Linked DNA regions of Mus musculus: region 1 is linked to region 2. A link is a loop called in an ENCODE intact Hi-C map of the cell type or tissue named here. Cell type or tissue: gastrocnemius. All regions are shown on one strand. Links, peaks and the distances in the headings refer to the core of each region. The heading gives the core; the rest is flanking DNA. Region 1 overlaps Mnt (max binding protein). Region 2 holds the start of Pafah1b1 (platelet-activating factor acetylhydrolase, isoform 1b, subunit 1).

Region 1 (8,327 bases), core at 180-8,179, 120 kb before region 2:
CAGGTAAAGTGCTTGCCTACACATGAAAAGCCCTGGGTTTCACTCCCGGCACCACACAGAAAGATACAGTTATCCGTGTCACACACTGAGGAGCAGTGTGCCCACATGCCTGAGCCTGTTTTGGTGAGAAGTGAAGTTAGTGATTAAATCAAATGCCCAGAAACTGGAGTTGCTGCAGAAAGGCTACAGCCAAGGGAGGGAGGGGGGGGGAGGGAGGGAGCATGAGGGCTGCACATAAGCAGCTCAGGTCAGTGTTTCTCCCCCTCTCTCATGAGATCTTGGACTCAGAGCTATTTGAGCTGATGCATCAAAATGGAGACTATACCCACTTCTATTTCTGTTATCGCTGGTTCCTGCTGGATTTTAAAAGAGGTAAGAAGTGGGTGTATCTAGGCATCAGAGCCCAGTCTAGAAATTCAAGACCAGTCTCAGCTAGCAAGACCCTGTCTTTTAAAGAATTAAAAAAAAAAAAAGTGGGACTTGGGACTGGGGTCAGGGGAACGGGAGAGCCCCAAATCAATTGCTGCATGTATGTACTTGCACATGTATGTGCTCACACGCTCGAAAGGCCTTTCCACACCACTGTTCTGCTCGTTATGTCACAGGCGATGGTCTTTGGAGCCTTGTCCAAACTCCAGCTCCCCTGAGCACTAAGAATGAGGAGCATCTGCAGAGATAGCCAAAGAAGGGGGTGGGGTCTTGGTCTTGGGATGGATTCCCCCATTCTGGAGCCAGGCTGGGCCAGGTTGGGTGCCGGAGGGAGAATGTAGCTGCTGGAGCCTGAGGCCATGTGTCCCCATCAAGCCCCGTGCCTGGATCAAGTGGCAGCTCCTTCCTGTTCCCAGAGCTGCTGTATGAGGACGTGTTTGCAGTGTGGGAAGTGATCTGGGCAGCCAGGCGCATCTCCTCAGAGCACTTTGTCCTGTTCATCGCCCTGGCCCTGGTGGAGGCCTACAGAGAGATTATCCGTGACAACAACATGGACTTCACCGACATCATCAAATTCTTCAACGGTATGAGCTGATCCAGCCATTCTCGATGTGCCCTAGAAGGGGGCATGGGGCCTCAAGTCCTGGACTGGGCAGAGTTGGAGGGTTCTCAAGAATTCTAGGATCACTTCGCATAGGAGGTATCAAGAGCACAGCAGGTGGAAACTAAGCAGAGGTTTCAGCCAGGGCTCCTCTCAACCTCCCATAATTCTCCATGTTTTCCCCAGAGCGGGCTGAGCGGCATGATGCCCAGGAGATCCTGCGGATTGCCCGGGACTTGGTCCACAAGGTGCAGATGCTCATAGACAACAAGTGACGGCTGCAGCTGGGGGTGGCAAAGTGCAGAGCCCAGGTACCAGGCCCCTGAGCTCCAGCAGGGAGAGGCAGAGGCCATCATAGCCCAAACTGCCTCTCCCGATCCCTTACCCCACCCTCACCCCTGCCAACCCCACCCACTCAGCTGTGTAACCTAACAAAGTGACTGAGCCTGGGATGTGAGTGTGGGCAGTGCTGGCCCTGCAGGGCAAGTTGGGGTCAGGATGCCTGCAGATCACAGCTGGGTAGGAGGGGTCGGCCTCAGGAGACTGGCTGCCTTGGGGGACCCCTTTCTGTGTTCCCCTCTCAAACAACTTAGAATAGCCCCAGTGCCGCCTGCAGCCTCAGCCTGGACTGTTTCCCAAAGCCTCTTTCCTGTCAACCTGGGGCCCTGTATGGTTAGTGGGGTCTACAGTGGCCCGCGCCTCATCTAACAAGAGTTGCATAGGACCAGGGGCTCTGTGCCATATCTCTCCTGAGGCCTTCTATGGTCTCAACTAGCTGCCTGTTCAGGCATGTGTCCTAGGGGCAGGAGACCTTGGCTACCTCCCAGGCTCTCCTAAGACTCTGGGGCAGTCAGATGTGGGCCCTGGGTGAGAGTGGCCCACCTCAGCAGCACTGCCACAGCCTCTGGCCAGAGATTAACCCCATGATCTCCCCACAGTACACAGTGACCCACCCACTCGTGTGTACAGTGTCACTCTCTGCACCCTGCCCTTGCTTTCTGCACTAGAAATCCCTAGGACTGCACATAAGCAACACACTCGCCGCCCGCTGTGTGGTGTGGAGGGCAGTGACTGCGCTTGCCCTCCAGAACCACCCCAGAAAGTGTAGGAAGACAGTCCTATCACAACCTTCCTCCAAGGACAGGCCTGTGAGTTCCGGGGTACCTGTTACCTATTCCAGACATCTGAGTACCTGGGGCTGAGGGAGGTGGGAGTGCCTGGATAGTCCCAGTTCATCCCCAGGGAGAGGCAAGGCCAGCTCCACTTTCCATAGGCTTTTCAGGGTTCTGAGAAGCCTGAAGACCCAGAAGGGTCTCTGGAAGAGTTTACAGGGTTGTCGATAAAGGTCCAACCCTTGACCTGAGGTCTAGGCATGCTGTTTCTTTGTTCTGTCACCCCCCCCATGTCCCCACCATCTGAGCACATGTAAGCCAAGTCTGGGCCCTGAAGCCCACACCTGGCCTGGCTCCTGCCTAGAAGTCACCAAGGTCCACAGACTTGCTGCAGCTGAAAAACACGAGAAAGGACCAGCCGCATTCTGCACATAGCACAGCCTTCCCTGTCCCCTACCCCAACCCGGGTACTGCACAGCCTGTGTGGGGCCAGCTTACCCCATTGCCCACCCTTGTTCCTGACTCCTCAGTCTCCACCAAGCACGGGTGGCCAATGTGTGCCTGCCTTAGTGACTCTGGTTTTGTGAGGAGCAGAGTGTATGGGGTTTTGAGTTTTGTTTGTTTGTTCATTTGGTTGGTTGGTTTTTGTTTTGCTCAGAAACTATACTCTTCAATGTAACAGACTAATAAAATGCATTTGGCAATGCCTGAGGCTCTGATGGCTATTTGTGGGACTGGCTGGATGCAGTAGCTCATGTGTTAGATAGTTCGGTACATTCCAACATACAACAGTAAAGGGCGACAGCTTATAAATACAAAACAAAAAACAACAAAGACATAAAACCAAGAATGGTGTAAGAGAACCAAAGTTTTTCCTAGTGAAGAGCCACCAGTTGTGGGGCTCTGTGGCATGGGCTAGTTAGGAAGTCGGGTACCACAGAACAGTGGTCTTATACTGGCTTAACTTGTAGGGCCTCTAGACTACAGTTGAGAGGAAGTCCTTCCCGCTTCTGTGCTCCCTCCCCCCAGCTTACTACACCTCTCCACCCCCAGTGAACAAAGTGAGGCATGATCTCAGCGAGGAATGCCATGAGGCCCCAGCTCTCAGAAGGCCACCAGAAGACCTGCCCTCTGAGCCCCTCACTACCACTGAGCACATTTCTGAGATACCTGGATCAGTCTGGGGGAAGGAGCTAGAGGGTGCAGCTGCTGGGAAGGTGTGGAAAGGGCCTGCTTATAACTGCCTCGACCTTCCCTACCCTAGAGTGTTTCTGGTCATATCTTTAGCAGCTTCCTTTAACTCCTGCTTTCTGAGCAGTTTCCCAAAAGCTGAGTGTTCTAGTCCACAGTCCTGACAGTCTGGCACCAGCAACTATAACAGAATACAGGCCAGTGACCAGAGCTGGCCAGGGAAAACTGGGACACAGGAAGCCAAGGCCTGGATATGCCCTTTAGGGAAACACTCCCCACCTCCCTGCCTCCCCAGCAGGTTCTGTAACCTGGGTGATTGTTGAATCCTGCTGTGACCACATTCGCCAAAGGTCTGGGCAAATCAACCTGGGAGGAACCTGCCCCGCCCCTGTCCCCGCCCCGTCTATCCTCTCTGCTCCGCCTCCCTACTCTACATGCTAGCAGGCTATGTAGACACTACAGGGGATCCCACAGCCAACAGAGGTCTCCAGAGGGCTGGGCTAGCATTGGGCTTCATGGACACAGGCGTTGGTGAGTATTCAGGAGCTCTAAGCACAGGGAAGGAGTGGCTTGTTGCTCATCCCAAAGATGGATGGCCCAAGTCTCGGGTGGTCTTCCCAGGGCAGGGGCTTCATTCTATTCGCAGTGCTAGGCGCTGAGTGAGCACCCTCTGAGGAGTATTATTAACCCTAGCCTTCACCTGCGGCACCAGCAGACAGGACAAAGCTTTTCCTGATGCGACCAGCAGAGAGCGCTCACACCTCATGAGTCAGAATTGCTCATGTGGGAGATTGGAACTGACAATCAGCAGGGGACCCCAGAAAATAAGAGTCCAGGCTATTTACGGCCAGCACTTCTTTCCTGAGGGTAATGACGGCCCCACCCCACCCCACTCCTAGCAAAGGGACTGAGGGTTATATACAACCAGAAAACACCCACCTAACCCACACTAGACACAGTTAACAGGATCCTTGGTCTTGTTCCCCACCACTTGCCTCCAAGACAGCCCTGCTCAGAGCTACTTGGTCAGAAGTCCTCTGGACCCAGCCAAGGTCTCCACTTTTTTTTTTTTTTTTTTTGGTTTTTTCGAGACAGGGTTTCTCTGTGTAGCCCTGGCTGTCCTGGAACTCACTTTGTAGACCAGGCTGGCCTCGAACTCAGAAATCCGCCTGCCTCTGCCTCCCGAGTGCTGGGATTAAAGGCGTGCGCCACCACGCCCGGCCTAGGTCTCCACTTTCTAGATCCTGACCCCCAACCTCATTCAGCTCCATAGAGTGGAACAGAGTTAGGACCCAAAGTGGCTTTGCGAAACCCCTTACCATCTGTCCCCAGGTCCTGGGGGCTAGCCTCTGTTATCTATCCCCAGAAGGCCAGGTCAGAAGTGCCTAATGCTAAGGAAAGATATACTGAAGTGAGCAAGCAAAGGACTAAGTTTTGTAGTCTTTTTTTGTTTTCTTTTATTTTTCGAGACAGGGTTTCTCTTTATAGCCCTGACTGTCCTGGAACTCACTTTGTAGACCAGGCTGGCCTCCAACTCAGAAATCCGCCTGCCTCTGCCTCCCGAGTGCTGGTGTTAAAGGCGTGCACCACCACACCGGCTAGTTTTGTAGTCTTAACCAACAAGGTGCAACGGTATGACTTTAGCAAGTCATTGGCCATTTCTGATTTGCTCAAAAGGACTACCTCTTGCCTTATTTAACCGGCTTTTTTTTTTTTTTTTTTTTTTTTTTTTTTAAGATTTATAGCCGGGCGTGGTGGCGCACGCCTTTAACACCAGCACTCGGGAGGCAGAGGCAGGCGGATTTCTGAGTTGGAGGCCAGCCTGGTCTACAAAGTAAGTTTCAGGACAGCCAGGGCTACATAGAGAAACCTTGTCTCGAAAAACCAAAAAAAAAAAAAAAAAGATTTATTATTATATCTAAGTGCACTGTAGCTGTCTTCAGACACACCAGAAGAGGTCATCAGATCTCATTACAGATGGTTGTGAGCCACCATGTGGTTGCTGGGATTTGAACTCAGGACCTCTGGAAGTGCAGTCAGTGCTCTTAACCACTGAGCCATCTCTCCAGCCCCCTTCACTGGCTGTTTAATGAAATAAGATCATGTTTTGAAACGATGAGGACCTATACAGCCTTGTGTTGGGTCACAGTTGTGAGGCCAGATCCTTCATTGACCCAGGGTAAAGGCAGGCTATCCCTGATGTTTTTGTTTCGTTTTCTAAGACAGGGTCTATGTAGCCCTGACTGGATCAAACTCATCTTTTAGACCAGGCTGGCTTCAAACTCAGAGATCCACTTGCCTCTGTGTGTATGCCTCTTTCTGGGACTAGAGGTGTACACCATACCATACCCAGACTGCTTCCCACTGACCTGCCCCCGGCCTCCCTGCTCAGACAGTTTTTCCACTGTAGCTCTCTGCCTATCTTGGAACTCATTCTGTAAACCAGGCTGGACTCAAATTCAGAGAGTCACCTGTCTCTGCTTCCTGAGTGCTGGGACTAAAGACATACACCACCATTGCCTGATCTCTGTTTTGTTAAGGTGTGGGGAATGGGGTTTGCACGAATACATATTTGTACCTCACGTTCTGATCCCTGTAGAATTCAGAGACGGGTATAGGATATCCTGGAATTGGAGTTAACAGTGTGAGCCACTATTTGGGAGCTGGTGATCAAACTCAGGTCCTCCAAAAGAGCAGCCAGTGCTGAGCCATCTTCCCGGGCCTTAACAGGCTGTTAATTTTCTTATTTACATGTGCCTGCATCACATGCATGCAAATGCTCATGGGAACCACAAGAGGGAGTCAAGAGCCCTGCAACTGGAGCCTCGAGCAGTTAGCTACTTGATGTGGGTGCTGGAGACCCAACCTGGGTTCATGGTATAAGAGCACCACATGGTCTGGCTGCTGAGCCAGCTCTGGAACCCTATTACCAGGGTTTTAATTACTCAGGCCATCACCCAACCTCACCCTTCAGCAGCCTTCAGGGTGCCACCTCTTGCTGCTTCCCTGTGGGTCCCTGCCTCTTGAAATGAAATGACCCAGATGCTGCAGGCTTGGGAGCTCCGTCTCAGGTTTCAGTGCAGATTTATTTCAGTTTTATATTTTATTCCAGGCAAGTGCTTATTACATGGATAGTATTCATGTCTCAATACCTAAACTCAGAGCATGAACAGCCACTAGAGTACAGTTCAATAGTAAAAATACAATATGTACAAAATTAGGGTTTTTGTAGTTTTTTTTTTTTCCCACACAGCAGATGTACCCAAACACATAAAAATCTCTACAGTCTGGGGTCGCTACAATTCATATTTCAGGAAACAGAGACACAGTGACCAAGTCCTCACTGTAAACAAGGGCCACCTCTTTGGGGATTGGGAGTGGGACCCTGGGATTGGGGTGGGGGGAGAAGCAGCTGTTCCTAGAGAGAGACTGTGGTGACCCAACTCCCCTCCAGGTATCCCCTGCCCTTCTTTGGCCCCAAGGGAACCACTCTCCCCTTTTCCTCCCCGAGGTAAAGATCCCAGGCAGTGAGCCACTCCAAACAGCACAGGTAAAACACGCATGAGAGGTAAGGTGTGTGTATGTGTGTGTGTGTCCCAGGCTGGAAGGGATAGGAAGGGAAGGGCCAGGCGGTCCCACAGCGTGAGGACAGATGTGGTCCTAACAGCTCTCAAAGGGGAGATGCCCAAGAAAGGGCTGGGAGGTGGCTGCCCACTTGGGCACACAGCAGTCACAAACAACAAAAACAGCGACAACACCCATCACCACCAATCTGGACATAGTCATTCGGCACTAGATCTGGAGGAACCCCTGCCGGGGGGATGGGGGGAGGGCTGGGTGGATGATGAGGTATCTGTGCAGGCCTGGGGGCCAACACGATGCTGTCAACTCTGCAACTGGCCTCGAGACACAGAGAAGGGTTAATGGGACAAGTGGTCTGACCCAGCCAGCACCAGACTCTGCCCCTTGTCACAACACAGAGCAGAGAGTGGAGGTGGCCCCCAGAGTCAGAATGTGGGTAGAGGTGGCTGGCAGCAGCCACAGGAAGGCAGCCAGTTTGTTGGGATTCCTGTGCTGGGGTTGAGACCTGGTCCTAGCTACCATTCCCTACCCCAGGAGACAAATAATAATAATAAAGTGCCCTGGGAGGTTTCCAGGGCCAGGAGGACCTGTGAGCTCTGAGGCACCTGAGGAGTCATTATTTCAAGGGAGAATGTATTCAGGACCTTCGCTGGCCTCAGTGTCTGCTCACAATGTCATCTGAAGGACCCTGAGTCCTCCCCTCTGGCCCCTGGACTGCCTAAGCCCCCAGTGCAAACTTCGCACCTTAGGGGCACTTGCTTCCTGCCCCACACGGAAAGGCCATTGGTGAGTGTCCAGTGAGGGCCTGAATGCGCACGCGAGTAACTGAGTGTCTGACACAAGGCCACTTGTAATAAATATCCACTTAAAAAGAGAAGCCAAAGCGGTCTGCAGAAGCAGAGGCAGGAGACACAGCACCCCCGAAGCACAGCACCCCCGCTCTCCATCAAACACATGCTGTGCCTTGTCTTCCCCAGCAAAGGCCCTTTCCACCATAGACACTGCAGCCCCACCAGGAAGGGAGGGGTCTCAACACTGGCACCGAGAGGGAGGGAGAATGGGAAGAGCCCCGGGATACCTCCACAGTGTACCTTAGCTCCTAGAGCCCTTGCTGGTCCACACCTCCCAAGCTGCAGGCAGTACCTAAACCAGGGCCGGGGGAAGCACTAGGGAAGCCCCACCCCAGGGGCAGGCTCGGGAACCTTGACAACAGCCAGGACCTCGTTTATTGTTGGTTGGGACTCATTCTGAACAGTTTCTACTGTAGCCAATCACAGTGACCACAGGTGGGTCAGAGTGGCCCAGGCCCAGGCCTTCACTTGTCCTAACCTGACTCCAGATCTTAGGATCTGTCACCTGCACTCAGAGGTGGGCCCCTCCCCACCCATCTCCCATCTTTCTGGGGCTCCCTG
Region 2 (8,327 bases), core at 151-8,150:
TGGCCTCAAACTCACAGAGATCCACCTGTCTCTGCCTCCCAAGTGCTGGGATTAAAGATGTGTACCACCACTGCCTGGCTTGTTTTATTTATTTGTTTATTTATTTATTTATTTATTTAAAATTTATTTATTTATTATATGTAAGTACACTGTAGCTGTCTTCAGACACTCTAGAAGATGGCAGCAGATTTCATTATGGATGGTTGTGAGCACCATGTGGCTGCTGGGATTTGAACTCGGGACCTTTGGAAGAGCAGTCGGCGCTCTTAACCACTGAGCCATCTCACCAGCTCCAGTTTTATTTAATTTTTATCTAAGGAATTTTTTTTAAAGAGACAACAGGTGTGATGATAAATATCTTTAAATTTCAGCACTCAGGAGTCTGAGGTAGGAGGATTGTGTGAGTTCAGGGCTAGCTTTGAGTTTGTAGAGCACTCTTATCCTAAATAAATAAACAAATAGGCTGCTTTTGTCTTAAAATGACACACTAAATTACTAGTACACAAACTAATATATTTAACATGTGTGAAATAACATGGAGAGAAATGTGTGCAAACCCAGATGACACAAAATCTGCTATGACTCTGTTTTTTTTTTTTGGCGGGGGTGGGGGGGGGTTTGAGACAGGGTTTCTCTGTGTAGCCCTGGCTGTCCTGGAACTTACTTTGTAGACCAGGCTGGCCTCCAACTCAGAAATCCGCCTGCCTCTGCCTCCCAAGTGCTAGGATCAAAGGCGTGTGCCACCATTTCTTTTAACTGTGGAGCCAACTCTCCAATCCTCAACAGGAGTTTTAAAAATTTCCTAAAATCAAAAGGAAGGGTCAAAATGAGCATGCTCTTTATTGTATTTATTTGTTTGCTGTTTTGATTTTTTTAGACCAGGTTGGCCTCGAACTCAGAAATCTGCCTGCCTCTGCCTCCCGAGTGCTGGGATTAAAGGCGTGCACCACCACAGTCCGGCATTGTTTGCTGTTTTGAAACAGGGTCTCCTGAAGCCTAAGGTACTCTTTAAGTCACGATTTTCCTGCTTATATCCTCCTGAGGGTTCTATTCTGTTGGCAAGTACTACTTGAGGCTGGGGATTGACCCTAGGGCTTCCAGCATTCCAGACAAGCATTTTTATCAACTAAACTACACCCACCCCCAGCTCCACCTTTGCCATTTTCAGAAATTGATTTCATTTTAATTATTTTAAAGTGTGAAATGCTTTATGAGCTTGTGTGTCATCATTGCACAGGGGCTATGTGCATCTTTTCAATGTCCTTTCAATTGTTCTATATGTGTTGCTGAAATGAGTACCAAAATTCAATTAAAAAACCACCTCTTTCACAAAGACTTCTTTAAGTTCTCCAAATAATAGTTACCCTCTGCTGGAGAGATGGCTTAGTGTTTAAGAGCATTGGCTGCTCTTCCAGAGGTCCTGAGTTCAATTCCCAGCAACCACATGTTGGCTCTCAACCATCTGTAATGGGATCATATGCCCTCTTCTGGTGTGTCTGAAGACAGCAATAGTGTACACACACACATATATATATAAATCTTTTAAAAAAACAAGTTAACCCTTTATCCGCTAAGAACACAGCAACAGGCATGAAGACAAAGACCCTATGCTCCTTCTCTGCAGTGACATCCTGCTGAACAGCATACATCATTTTGTATTGTTTATATTAGTACTTTAAATTTTCTTTATTATCATTGTGCACATGTCGGTGTGGACATGAGTGTGCCACAGAGTGTGCATGTAGGTCATAGGACAACTTGTTGAATTCAGTTTTCTCATCTTATCAGTGGATCTGGATGATGGAACTCGTGTTGTCTCATCAAATGCTTCTACCTGCTCACCCATTCCCCCCCCCCCCCCATAGGTTTTTTTTCCTATGTATATTTCATGTCTATTTAAAGGTTTTGGATTATAAAGGTTCCCTCTGGCTCCTCCTTGTTCTACTAAGCTGAGAGTTTGACTCTGTGGATTCCCTTTCATTTGCTTTTATGTGCTCGCAATTTCATGACACATCCGGATGTCACGATGCTGAGAAGAATGACTGGTCTAGTTGGATCTGCCCACACTGACATATCTATGCCTTGTGGAATTTCAAGTACCCAAGTTAATGAGTGAAACTCTCCTAGAGTCAGTGCCTGGTCAGTTGGGTCATGGTTCTCTTCTGGATGGACTTTAACTTATATAACTTGCATTCCCCCAAGCTTCCTTCTTACCATTTGTTAGTTTATTTCTCTATTATTTTCACACATGACATTGGACATTTTCCTGTAAACTACAGAGGCCAGTTGAACTTTCAAAAAAATTGTTTTTTGGTTTTTTTTTTTTTTGATGAGTGATTTTTCTTTTGTGTGTTTATGTTCATATGTGGGAATTTGCTTGCACATGTGTGTGGTGGTTGACACCCACGACTTTTACCAGCATGCTGGGCATCAAACTCAGGTCCTGATGTTTGAGGAGCAAGCACTTTACCTACAGAGCAATCTCTCTAGCTCCTTAGAACAAAGTTTTAACATTTTTCCTTTGGCCATACTTATAGAAGACATTTTGTTCTCTCCCCAGTAGCAATATTTTTGGACTGTTTCTTCCAGTCAGCTTATTTGCAGAATTGTTTTAAGTAACACTAATTTTGCTGCAGCAATTGAAACAAATGTTTCCATTTTGAAAATGTCTACTGGAAAAATAAAGATTTGTAATTCAAATGAATGGAGGGATTGTTAGATTGTTCTTAGGAAAAAAAATGAAATGTTTATTTTTTCCACAAGAAAATATAAACACTACTCAAGACATCCATTAGTAAATTTCTCCTGAGGAGACCTAGGTTCTACAGAAGGACTTATGAACTATGATTGATGGCACAGATGTCTTAATTCTCCATTTTCATTAGACAAGTATTTGTCAAAGTGGATATACAGTGTTAGCAACTAACTGAAAACGCACAGAACTGTAACACACTTGCTTCATGTCAACTTAAGCATATAATCTGTTCAGAAAAATTATAATCCAGGGAGAAAAATGTTATATCTTCCCCCAAAGGAGACTTACTGCTTTTTTGAAGGATTGCTACAAAAATAAAATCTTTACTTATTTTAGGACATAATTGTACAATCTAGGTCTTACATTTTTTTCTATACATAAAAGCATGTGATCTCAAGGCTTATGCGAGTTAAGGCTACCTACTTGTATTAAGTTGGTGTTTATCAATGTGCTTCCAAGCAATTTTGTTGACTTTTAGAGCATTCATTAAAAAAAAAAAACCCAAAAGAACTTATTCACTCATCTGATTAAATATTAAACAAGATACCAGGCAATATTAAATATTTCAAAAGATAAAATATGAGAGGTGGGTGAATTCTTAGAATCAGGGAGAATCAGGGACAATTTAATTTAATGAATGTTTCTTGGCTGCTTTTGGATATAAGTGATAGGATCAAGCCTCTGTCTCATGCTGTCCATAGTTTTGACTATAGAATCCAAAAACTGAAACTCTGGACATAACCTTTTAAAGATTATTTGATTTAGTTTCTTGTGTTGATGAAGAAAAAAAAAAAAAGAACTAATCCCTTAAGGTCATTGGTTTATGTTTTTTAAAAAAATTTCTAGGGATAAAGATAGCCCATCCCAATACAAAGAGCCTGGCTTTGGTACTAGATAGTAATGGTTACATGAGTTACACATCAAACCTCAGGCCTTAACCCATGCAACATCTAATCTCACAAAGCCTCACAGCTATGTCAATTCTATAATGTTTTCTTTTCTTTCTCTCAGCAAGTACTCTCCTACTGAGCTGTCTCTTCACCCTTTTAAAAGTGATAAATTTAAAAACATTTGAGTTTTCCAGGTAGCCCTTAAACTTGTGATCCTCATTCTTCAGCCATTCCATGCTGGAATAAGGGATGTGTGCTTCCTTCCACCCAAGGTTTGCTCCATTATTATTTATTCTTGGAGACAGGGTTTCTCTATGTAGTTGTCTGTCCTGGAATTCACTGGGTAGAGAAGGCTCTTGAACTTGGAAAGATCCACCTGTCTCTGCCTCCAAAGTGCTGATATTAAAACACCATGTCCAGCTTTAAATCATTATTTTAAGATAGGGTCTTACTATATACACCATGCTGGCTTCAAACTCGTGGCAAGTCTCCTGCCTCCGTCTCCTCAGTGTTAGCATTACAGATGTGAGTCACCCTAGCTTGTTTATTACTATCATCATTGTTTTTTGTTTTTTATAAAAAGGATGCTCCTGAGGCTTGCAGAGAACTTCTGGGCTCTTGCTGGTCTCCTGCCTCCTGAGTAGCTTGGGCTACGTGCCATGTGCCACTTTGTTTGGCTACTGGGTTTATTTTATACTGATACTGAGGCCAAAAAGAGATATGATAATTTAGTCAAGGTCACATTCCCAGTGGTGACACCAGGATTCATACTGGAGACATTAACTCTGCAGCTTCCCAAGTGATTTTTACAGTATTTACCTTCATCGAGGGACGCAATAGAATCAGTTAAGCCTCAGTGCTGGAAAACACAAGTGGATAATGAAGTAATCTCATTCAATACTTAAATATCCTATATTGAATAATTCAGAGCCCCAAACCTTCCCTTTCAAAAATCAAGTGTCTCTTTGTGGAATAAATTGACATCAAATCCCCCCAGATTTGTCATCAATATACAATTCATAATATAATAAAACACAGACATGTCTTGTAGAGAATAAAGTTCCAGGTCTTTCTGTGGATTTCAGTTTCCAGAATCTCTGATGAATACATGTGACTAAGGAAAAGAATAGCTGAATCACATCTACAGGCGATTCCTTCCGATTAAAAATCTGTACCAGAAAGGAACACAAGGCAATCCATCTGCCTTTTAACCTCAACAGCTCTTCTGCCCAAGCCCACCAATTTACTTTGGTCCTTTTGGGTGGGTGGGTAGGTGGGGGATGGGGAATAATCCCACAGGCTAAGGCAGAAAGGAAGCATCCTGGCTTGGCTCCTGCTCTAGCCAGCAGGGGCCGAAATGCCAGTGCACCGGGTACCCGCGGTCCGCCGGGACAGCGCAGTGACCGCTGAGGCAGAGCAAGAGTCGTGATGGACGCCAGCCGTCAGGCAGTTTAGAGCAAAAGGGAAGCTTCCCAAGGGATCAGGGGGCAGAAGCGAGAAAAGCCGCGGACGGGACGCAAGCTCGCCGGTCGGCTCGGGTACAGCCGCCAGCTCACCCTGCGGAAGGGCGCGCGGCCCAGGCCCAGGCCCAGGCCCAGGCCCGGCCCGCGCATGCGCCGCGGGCCCTCCGCTCCCCTCCCTCTTCCTGGCGGGTCTGGGGCGGCGGCGGCGCGGTGACGTCAGGGCGTTGGGGCAGCTCCTGTGACAGACGGAGCTGGAGCGGCGGGGCGGCGGCGGAGTCCGGCGGCCGAGATAGCGAGTGAGGGAGCGAAGGAGCAGCGAGCCGAGAGTCCAGGGAGCGAGGAGGACCCGGAGGGGAGCGCTCAGGCGCGAGCGAGAGGACGAGCGAACGCTGGGCTAGGGCTCGAGCCCCGGAACGGCCGAGGAGCCCGCCCGCGGCCCTCCCCTCCCCCTCCCCGGGACCGGGCCCAGCGCGCCATCCTCCCCCTCCCTCCCTCCCTCCCTCCTTCCTCCCTTCCCTCTCCCTCCCCCTCCCCCGCTGGTGGATGGGAGTGAAGGACGGAAGAGGCCCTGCGGAGGCGGTGGTGCAGCGCTCCGGTAAGGCGGCGACGCTCTGCGCCCTCCCCTCTGTCTCTTCCATCGCGCTCGGGTGGCTGCGGGCCGGGCCGGCGGCCTGACGATGTGGCTGCGCCGGTCCCCTCCCTCCCATTCTCCCCTCCCCCTGCCGCCGCTGCCTCCTCCTTCTTCTTCTCCTCTCCTCGCTCTCAAAATGGCGGCCGCGACGGCCGTTGAGTGAGAGGCACCGAGGAGGGGGCCCTGGCCTGGGAGGGCGCTGCCCTGGCTCCGGTTCCTCCGACCCTGGCAGTGGGCTACTCAGGCTGCTGAGGGTTCAAGCCGTGGCCTCTCGGGCGGCATCGCCCTCCTGCCGCCGTGACTTAGCAAGAAAAGTATTCTTGGGTGGGAAGGGCGTGGATAGCAGGTCGCTCTCTGATCTTGGGGAAAGGGCTCAGCCCTCCTGGGCCGCGGAAGCGAACCCGCAGTCCCCACCCCTCCTTGGCTGGCGACTCGCCGCCGGGGCTCCAGCAGCTACCAGGCCTTCCAGGCGTCGGGTTCTCCGCTTGTCCTTAGGTTGAGGGTGGACCCGGGGAGGATGGCCCGCCGCTCAGGCCCTCGGCCCCCCGGTGCGGTGGTGGTCCAGCCTCTGCATTCAGTAAAGATCTGCAGCATCCACCCACCGAATCGGGCAGGATTTTCCTTTTTGCTACTGACTCCTCGCACGGGAGTTGTCTTTTGACGTTGCTAACACTGAGCTCCCAGGTTCTCGATCATTCCCTTCATCCCATCTCTCCACTCCATTAGGAAACGCTGTGACTATTTACCCTCTCTAGCCTCCCAGGTGAGAAAATGTTTTTTTGAGACGGTGGGCTGATTTCGTCTCCCAAGAGGAAAGAATTTCAGTCTTGAGATAGGAGAAAGCAAGGTGCCTGGCTTTATTTGTTATCCTGCCTGCTTTTTCCAGTGACTTAGCAAGAAACTCCTTGGGAGGAGCGCAGGAAATTTTCTGTTGAGGTTGGGTTTGGGTGTAATTCCTATCAGTATTTTTGGCTAAGAAATTGTGCCTTTGAAGAGTACCAGATTTGTGGTCTCATTCTCAATGGGCGATGTCATGTCAAGGATACCTCCTCCTCACCCCCCCCCCCCTTTAAGAGACAATTGGGAGAAAATAAAATTACTGCTTTTCTTACCTTTAATTTCAAACACACCCTCCTAAAGATTCACAACCTTTAAAAGATCCAGTAACATAAAGGTCATTTTAGCAATTCTCTTTTTGTTGGGTTGGCTTGTTTTGTGTGAAATTTCTTTTCTGGGGGTGGGATGGTGGAGACTTTGTTTGGGCCTCATGCCAGTAATATTGTCTTCTCTCTTCATTTTGCCACAGCAGTTGTTTGCTGTGTTTCCCCCTGCAGTAGAGCTTGATTGCTGCAGGATTCAATCCCTTAATTAGGAATATTCTTAGTTGGATATGCTAGTAATACTATGCTGAATTTACATTAAAAGCTTTAACTTTAAAATTTGATTTGGTATTAAGGCTTTAGCAAGCTTTTATTTCTAATATGTGTCTTTCAGGACATAGTTGTGCAAATAATTGGCAGTTACAAATTGTGTTTTTTTATTAACACAGAATATGAATTTAGAGTAATTTACTCCTTCACGGTCTATTTAAAAGATCATTGTTTGATTTCAGAGGGAAGGATTTTCTGTAATATATTTAAAGCTGCTGGTATATATAATTTTAAGAGTCAGAAAGGAAACCAGTTTTTTCGCAAAATATTTGTGCATATGTTGGTTTTGACAGAGCATACCCTGTTTTGGTACATCCTCCCACCCCCTTAAAAATGGGCTAATATTTGTGGCTGCTATAAGCAGCCATTGAGCCGAGAGGACTGGGTGGAGTAAGGGTGCGCCAGCAAAGCTGTGAAATGCTCAGTTGCCCTTTCACTGGGTTTTTTTCTCATCCTTAATGATTGTAAGGTTATTCAGTATTAATTGTAGGGACAATTAAGGCATTTCTCTATAGTGGATCTTAGAATCTCAGTTTTTCTACCTTTTTTTTTTCTTCTTCAAGAAGGGCATTGAGTAATTGGAATAAAGGCAGTATCCTTGCTCTGAAACAAGTACTTACTGTCCATGTGTGTGCATGTATTAAAAAAACTCCACATATGCTCTGGCTAGTTTTTTTTTTTTAATTATTCTAGCCAAATGGGTGTTAAATTAATGAATGCTAGGGATATTTGGCTACAAAAAGCATGGTATAGTGAAAAAAAAAATCTAGTTAAGAATACTAGTTTTCACTAAAATAGTTTTTTTTTTTTCTCTTGATGAACATCAAAGATGAGAAAATAGACAGTGGTTATTTTGTATTAAGAGCTCTTTAAATAGACCTTTTCTCTTGTGTTGCTTCTTGCATAGGACCTTTTCTGTGATAAAGAGCATAGCTCACTTTAGTTTCTTGTAAAGAATTGTAAATATGACAATGTAATTCTAATGAACCTTATGAGTGTTGTAACTTTGTATTTACATTTTTTGCTATTTTTCCATGTCCATTATGAAGTAGAAAGGCTATTATGGTGATGGATGAGAACATTACTATATTGTGTCTCAAATATCTTTAGCCCTACTCTTCCTAGTTAAGAGTGGTGAGCCTCCACCCCAAGCCCACG

Evidence for each region. A loop is a pair of places that touch in the nucleus more often than their neighbours do. Peaks named below come from ENCODE experiments on the same cell type or tissue, not always from the same donor. Only the 100,000 strongest peaks of a DNase experiment are listed, where the experiment ranks them.
Region 1: a loop joins it to region 2, with 2.0 times the contacts of the local background. A loop is called at or near these places in 7 of 42 quality-filtered maps.

What each region holds. Positions count from the first base shown.
Region 1 is chr11:74,843,785-74,852,111 of GRCm38, reverse strand. Mnt (max binding protein) reads right to left here. Exons shown (of 6, transcript NM_010813.3): 6 at 6,387-8,327. Sgsm2 (small G protein signaling modulator 2) reads left to right here. Exons shown (of 23, transcript NM_197943.3): 21 at 276-372; 22 at 846-1,013; 23 at 1,217-2,848. The coding sequence ends at 1,305. Among named protein-coding and RNA genes, the nearest start is that of Mnt, 17 kb to the right of the region's middle. In gastrocnemius, for the core only: CTCF peaks have their summits at 4,070 (motif pointing right) and 6,126 (motif pointing right); a DNase peak (open chromatin) is centred at 4,088; H3K27ac peaks cover 697 bases.
Region 2 is chr11:74,721,375-74,729,701 of GRCm38, reverse strand. Pafah1b1 (platelet-activating factor acetylhydrolase, isoform 1b, subunit 1) reads left to right here and starts at 5,318. Exons shown (of 11, transcript NM_013625.4): 1 at 5,318-5,703. Gm24211 (a small nuclear RNA gene) reads right to left here and starts at 1,299; the gene lies at 1,193-1,299. In gastrocnemius, for the core only: a CTCF peak has its summit at 4,996 (motif pointing right); DNase peaks (open chromatin) are centred at 5,308, 5,633, 5,798, 6,192 and 1 more place; H3K4me3 peaks cover 3,894 bases; H3K27ac peaks cover 4,131 bases.